Regions from separate parts of the Mus musculus genome. Here region 1 is linked to region 2. The links are chromatin loops, found by intact Hi-C in ENCODE. Cell type or tissue: gastrocnemius. All regions are shown on one strand. Links, peaks and the distances in the headings refer to the core of each region. The heading gives the core; the rest is flanking DNA. Region 1 overlaps Gm973 (predicted gene 973). Region 2 overlaps Cdk15 (cyclin-dependent kinase 15).

Region 1 (2,921 bases), core at 122-2,621, 270 kb before region 2:
CCTTTCTTTCCGAGGGCTGATATTGCAGGTGTGTGACCGTGCCTGGGTTTTATGTGGTCCCAGGGATAGAATGCAGGGCCATGTGCATTCTAAGATAGACCTCAACCAGCTGAACTACAGCCCCAAGCCCTAGTCATCTGTGCCTCTGTGTGTGTGTGTGTGTGTGTGTGCGCGCGTATGCGTGTGCGTGTGTGTGTGTGTGTGTGTGCGCGCGTATGCGTGTGCGTGTGTGTGTGTGTGTGTGTGTGTGTGTGTGTGTGTGTGTATAAGAGTATTCCGGATCAGACCCAGGGCCTTGCCTATGGTAGTCAAGCCCTGCCACTAAACTATAGCTCATATTCTTGCCTACTACTATTATTTTAATATGATTTGGTCTTTTGATTATGTTTCTAACTCTCTATGTTTTCTTTTTAAAAATGAAATGCAATCCTCACCGAGGATCGACAGTATTATTAACGTTAATGAAATGATTGCATATTTTTCTTTTTTACTTTCTCCTCTCTCACTGCACGGATGTATTAATATCTCCTTCTGAAACTTCCATTTACAATTTTAAGATTCTTTTTAGGTGCTGGGCACCTCACCCAACCTCAAGCCTCTCCCCAGAGGCCTTGGGGAAGAGGAAAGGCGAGAGCCTGCGATTGATGTCAGCGACCCGCAGAGGGAAGAGCAGTCCTGGACTCTGAAGGCAGCCCAGAAACTAATTTCTCTTAATCAGTTGTAGGGCCCCAGGAGGACCCACAAGGCAGAGGGGGAAATAAATCTGAAGGAGAAAACCAAATTCTATGAGGGGCTGGAAAGACCTGTATTTTCAAAAGGGCACCATACCTTTAGGACTTAAGCGCTGGCAGGGCCCCATCCCTGCGCAGCTATTAATATGCAAAAAATGCCTTCATAAATACTTGATTCTGCTCACAGTGGGGAGGCCGTTCATTTGAAAGGGGAAATGGGAGCTTGGAGTTGAAACACGTCTGCTTGTCTTCTTTCTCTTTTTTCATCGCTCTTTTCATCTCCACGCAACTCCCCTTGTAGTCTTCTTCCCCCTATTTCTCTGACTTCTCCCCACTTCTAACTCCAAGGAAGTTGCTGATGGCAGCTGCGGCGCTTTTTTTTTTTTTTTTTTTAAACTGATGGACTTGGCTCTGAGGCCCGGAACCTCCGGCTAGGTGTAGAAGGGGTGCCTAAGGGCCTTTACTTGAAAGTGGAACTGGGAGGCTAGAGCCCCTCACCCTTTCGGCTTTGGCCTTAGCGACGCGGCCACTGAAGACTCAGAGCAGAGGTTTTCAGTACTACCGGGAGGGGGCGCACGGGGGCAGCCTCCGGACCCCAGAGCTGAACTTGGACAGCAATACCAGACTTTCTTTCCCTCATACTTCCCAGCCTAGGTATGTGACTTCTCAAAGGTCTGTTGTTTCCAAAAGGTTCCACCTTTGGGATTCTCACTGTGACTTAAACCAAACCAAGCCAAACCAAACCAAACCTCCACCACCAACAACAAAACTAGACAAATGTATTATGTGTGAGTGACCTTACATGACCAGACCCTAAAGGATGGAGGGACGAGCTGAGTCAGTAGGGATTAAAAGAAAAGAAAGACGGGCTTAATTGCTGCTGCTACTACTGTTGCTGCAAGCCTGCTTTGTGCTTCAGAGCAAGAAAGGTCCTAGGTCCTAGAGAGGCAGGGAGGCCACTGGTTGGGCCAGTGGCCCATCAAGGTGGGTAAACTGAAGTCTGTTGGGTAGAAATTTGTTTCTAAAGCCTTTCCAGATGCTTTATGGTAAACATAAAATTAGTCATTTATGTGGAGTAGGTTGAGGAAGTAGTTAAAATCCGAGGCAGTGATTAACCTAATAAAGTGCCCTGAGCCTCAAGAAGGGGGAGGGGTGAGAGAGGCAGGAGGAAGTCCTTTGTACCCTACACCCCATTTTTCCTGGCTTGGGGACTGGTGGGGCTCCCTAGACTTTTCCTCATAAGGCTTTTCCCCTCGGGGTTCCTTTTCAAAGGCAGGCAGGCTATGGTAACACCAACCAACCAAGAAGCTCAGATGGGAACCTTTCTCCATTTGCAAAGGAGGTACAAGATATTTCCAGAGTTTGTGAACTTACCAAGGCCTTGCAGATGAACCAGGCTTGGAGCTTAAGATCCAAAGTTCAGTCTGACTGCAAAGTTCATAATTTAGTCTATAGTTAACTTGTCATGGCTGGGTCACTCTTTGAAGGGTCCTCCAGTAGAGCCATAGGGATACATGAGTTTGGACCATGCAGGGAGTATTGGTATGGCCTTTGGAGCTATGGGATTTCCAAAATATATTGTATTTTCTTAGTCACAACTCTGTAATTATTATTGCTATTGTTATTACTTAAGGTCTTCGGATCCTTTATGAAAAGTGTCTTCAATGGAGGCAAACCACACACACACACACACACAAACACACACACAGACAGACAGACAGACACACATAGTATGTGTGTGTCTGTGTTGTTTCTGAGGTTCTTCAGTAGTGGAGAAGTGGCTTAGATATGCTTTTCTTCAATGGAGGCCTGACTTGGGCCTGGTGTTTTAACCTGAAAGGTCAGTTCAAATATTGTGCAAACAGACTCATTTCTGCTCTGATTGTAAGGAAGTGCTGGGGAAAAGAGGGAAGGCCAGAAGCAGCAAGAAGTTGGAGATAAGAGGCTTGGCGAGCCTGCCCTGGAGGCTGTCTGAGAGCGGAGGGACCTAGGCAACCCCTGGAGCAGTGGTATAGCATCTGCCTCAGGAGTTCCCAGTCCCTGGATCCAGCTCTAGGAATTCCCTACTAGCTTCTCTTGAGAGACTGAAGACACTGTCACCCTCAGAGCTTCAGACAGAGGACCGCTTATCAAAAAGTCTGCACACATCCCTTGAAACATTAGATATTTCCAAGCCATTCAAATCGGCAC
Region 2 (2,921 bases), core at 98-2,597:
ACTCAGACACACATAGGTAGGTGCTTAAAAACCTGAACATCAACTTTAACGATGTGGGAATCCAGACAACGTTTGGGCCCACGCAAGGCAAACTAAAAGTCAGTTGTGGTGCCTCAAGGTACGCTGGGCTTCCTGAAAGAGGCCAGGATCCCCAAGGTTCTAACTATAAAGAAAAGAGACAGTGTGTTCTTCAACACCCGTCGTGGTAGCTATACCATGGTGGGTCACTGAGCAGCTGGCCTCGAACACTGTGGCAACAAGAATGGAAGCATAGCTTTGGTGGGGCTTTTCTGAGAAGCTAGGCTCTGTGGCAGATACAGTTCAATGATAATTTTTCAGTACTGTGCTGTAAAAAGATTCAGGGAAACAATATGATAAAGAGAAATAGAGCAAAGCTGGATACTGACTCCCGTCCTTTTCAGTCAGGAAACGTCTCTCTGTGAGCCTGGGAAAGCATGTCCTCACCTGTCCTCCAACACTGACCCAGGCAAGTAGCAGTAGAGATTAGCAATTATGTGCAATAAATATTATATATAATATGTAGTATACTGTATATATGTATCATTACATATTGTGCATATACTTATGTATACTTCCTGGTACACAGGGAATATGTTTTAAATGATAGGCTAGCTCCCATTTTATGGCTCAGAGAACTGAAAGTAAAAAACTCCCTCAAGTTCTCCCAGACAATAAATGGAGGAACTTGGACTTTCCACTCAGAAGGTAGCTCCCTCCCTCTGAGTTCAGCCCAGGAAATCTCTCTCTCTCAGCAAGTTACTCATGGCTGCAGCTGACACCAGAGCAGAGGCAGTGTTAGCCTGGATTCTGCGATTTGCTCAGAGTTCTCTGAACCAACACATTAATGGTTTTTTATCCCTTTTGGGGAGAGGATGATTTTCAGTCCAGTATTTGTCTCCTGCATGACTCCCACAGCTCTTACACTGTTATATATATATGTATACATATATATATATACACATACATACATATATATATATATACATACATACATATATATGCCATATATATGCCATATATATGCCATATATATACATACATATCTATATCTATACCATATATATGAAATGATAATTACATAATTCCCCTCCTCCCTTTCCTCCTTCCAACTTTGTACATGTATCTCCCCATGCCTCCCTCTCCCTCTCCTTCTCCTTCTTCCTCTCTTTCTCCCTCTCCCTCTCTCAAATTCAAGATCTATCCCTAAATACATAAATACAACATGCTTAGTCCATTTAATGTTACCTGTATGTACAATCAGCCCTGAGATCATATACATGCAGGGAACATCTTAAAGTGGTTTTACAGTCAGAAGGAGAATTCAGGAGTGAAGCTCCACCATCTGACTAGATTGCTGCTGTCCTTCCCAGTTATTTCTTGCTTCCACCTAGTGGTTAAAAGTTGCAAAAGCAAGCATACCAAAAAAAAAAAATCAAAAAAACAAAACACAACAGGGTGTGGGCAAGGGCACAGATGGATTCCGGTGCCTGTGCCTCTGGGCTTTTTCTGCGTGCAGCTTTTTTTTTTTTTTTTTTTTTTTTTGCCTTTTTGACTTCCACTAAGTTCCCCCAGTGAAAAAACTCCCCAGATGAGGTGCTCTTTCCTGGAACTGAAAACCAGCCTAATCCCGGATGCTTCCCTGTGGCTGAGCTCATGAGGAAATCAGGCGTGCTTTTCAGCAGATATTTCTTTAAAAGTCCTAACAGCCTCAGTGGATGCTGCTCCCTTCTCTATGGGAACAGGCATCAAAGAGACAGGAGTAAAGTGCTTTGCACGCACATCAGGAACTAATTGCCAATTTGGCAAATGCATTGACTAATGTCACGCACTGTTATTTCTAAATCCTCTCCTGTCCTTGACCCCCAGTATCTAGATGTAAACTTGGAACCATTAGTGAAGAAGGATAAAGTCTTCTGGTGCCTCAAATGGAATTGAGAGGGATTTAAACTCAGCGCTTTTGAGCGTGGTGAAATGAACTCAGCAGTACCTTAATGCTAGGATTTGAGCTCACCCAGCGTGAGAGCTTTCAAAAACTGTGTTTAAGGAAGCAAACAGAGCCCGGCAGACCCTTTCAGGGGAGCAAACAGGGCTGGACCGAACAGTCAGTGACACATTAAAAACCACAACTGCGCTGTGATCATGTGGGCAGAAGAAAAAGTTCCTCTTTATCACAAGATCTTTGCATCTAATGAGACGGTGCCTGGACTGCCTCCAGAGAAGCAGGCCTCCGTATATGTTAACAGAGACACGTCTAAATATTTAGCTGATTCCCTGAAAAGCCCTATGTGATTTTGAAGCAAACAGGTCTCCAAGGTAAGACCTTGTCGTCTGTTGCCATTGAAAATCTAGACAAAAAGGGGACTTGGAAAAGAAAAATTAAATATATATATATATATATATATATATATATATATATATATATATATATATATATATATATATATATATATATATATCGTGATCAAAAGCATGAATGCTACCATTTCATTTTCTCTCAGAATGAACTATATTTTAATGCCCTTCAAGGGCTTAGGACAAACACCACAGCAGTTGTTACATTGTCTCAACTGAGTCTGTTTCTCTTCTCTGGTAGGCTTTCTGTCTGGATAGGGAAACCCGCACTGTGTGGGTGGGCATAGCCTCTGTTTAGTTGGCCTCAGAATGCCTGAGGTTCCAATGACTCTGAGTGCATTTTCTTGTGAATGGAGGGAGGAGGTACCAAGGCTGGGGGAACTTTGTAAAAACATCTAAAGGCTTCTGTTGCTCAAATTCACACTACTGTCTCTCGGTTAATAGACCTTAGCCAAGATGAACATCTGGTTTGTTCTAAGCCTCTGGGTTCTCCAGTGCCACAAACCCAGCCCAGATAGCCTTGTCAGTTGGGGCTTTAACCTCTTCAG

What was found. Peaks named below come from ENCODE experiments on the same cell type or tissue, not always from the same donor. Only the 100,000 strongest peaks of a DNase experiment are listed, where the experiment ranks them.
Region 1: it touches region 2 in a loop (3-fold over the local background); 25 of 42 quality-filtered maps call a loop at or near these places.

What each region holds. Positions count from the first base shown.
Region 1 is chr1:59,583,211-59,586,131 of GRCm38, reverse strand. All of the region lies in intron 10 of Gm973 (predicted gene 973), which reads right to left. Among named protein-coding and RNA genes, the nearest start is that of Gm39648, 12 kb to the left of the region's middle. In gastrocnemius, for the core only: a CTCF peak has its summit at 1,294 (motif pointing right); a DNase peak (open chromatin) is centred at 1,296; H3K4me3 peaks cover 323 bases; H3K27ac peaks cover 729 bases.
Region 2 is chr1:59,315,408-59,318,328 of GRCm38, reverse strand. All of the region lies in intron 10 of Cdk15 (cyclin-dependent kinase 15), which reads right to left. Among named protein-coding and RNA genes, the nearest start is that of Gm51625, 52 kb to the left of the region's middle. In gastrocnemius, for the core only: a CTCF peak has its summit at 1,408 (motif pointing left); DNase peaks (open chromatin) are centred at 1,561 and 2,157; H3K4me3 peaks cover 568 bases; H3K27ac peaks cover 824 bases.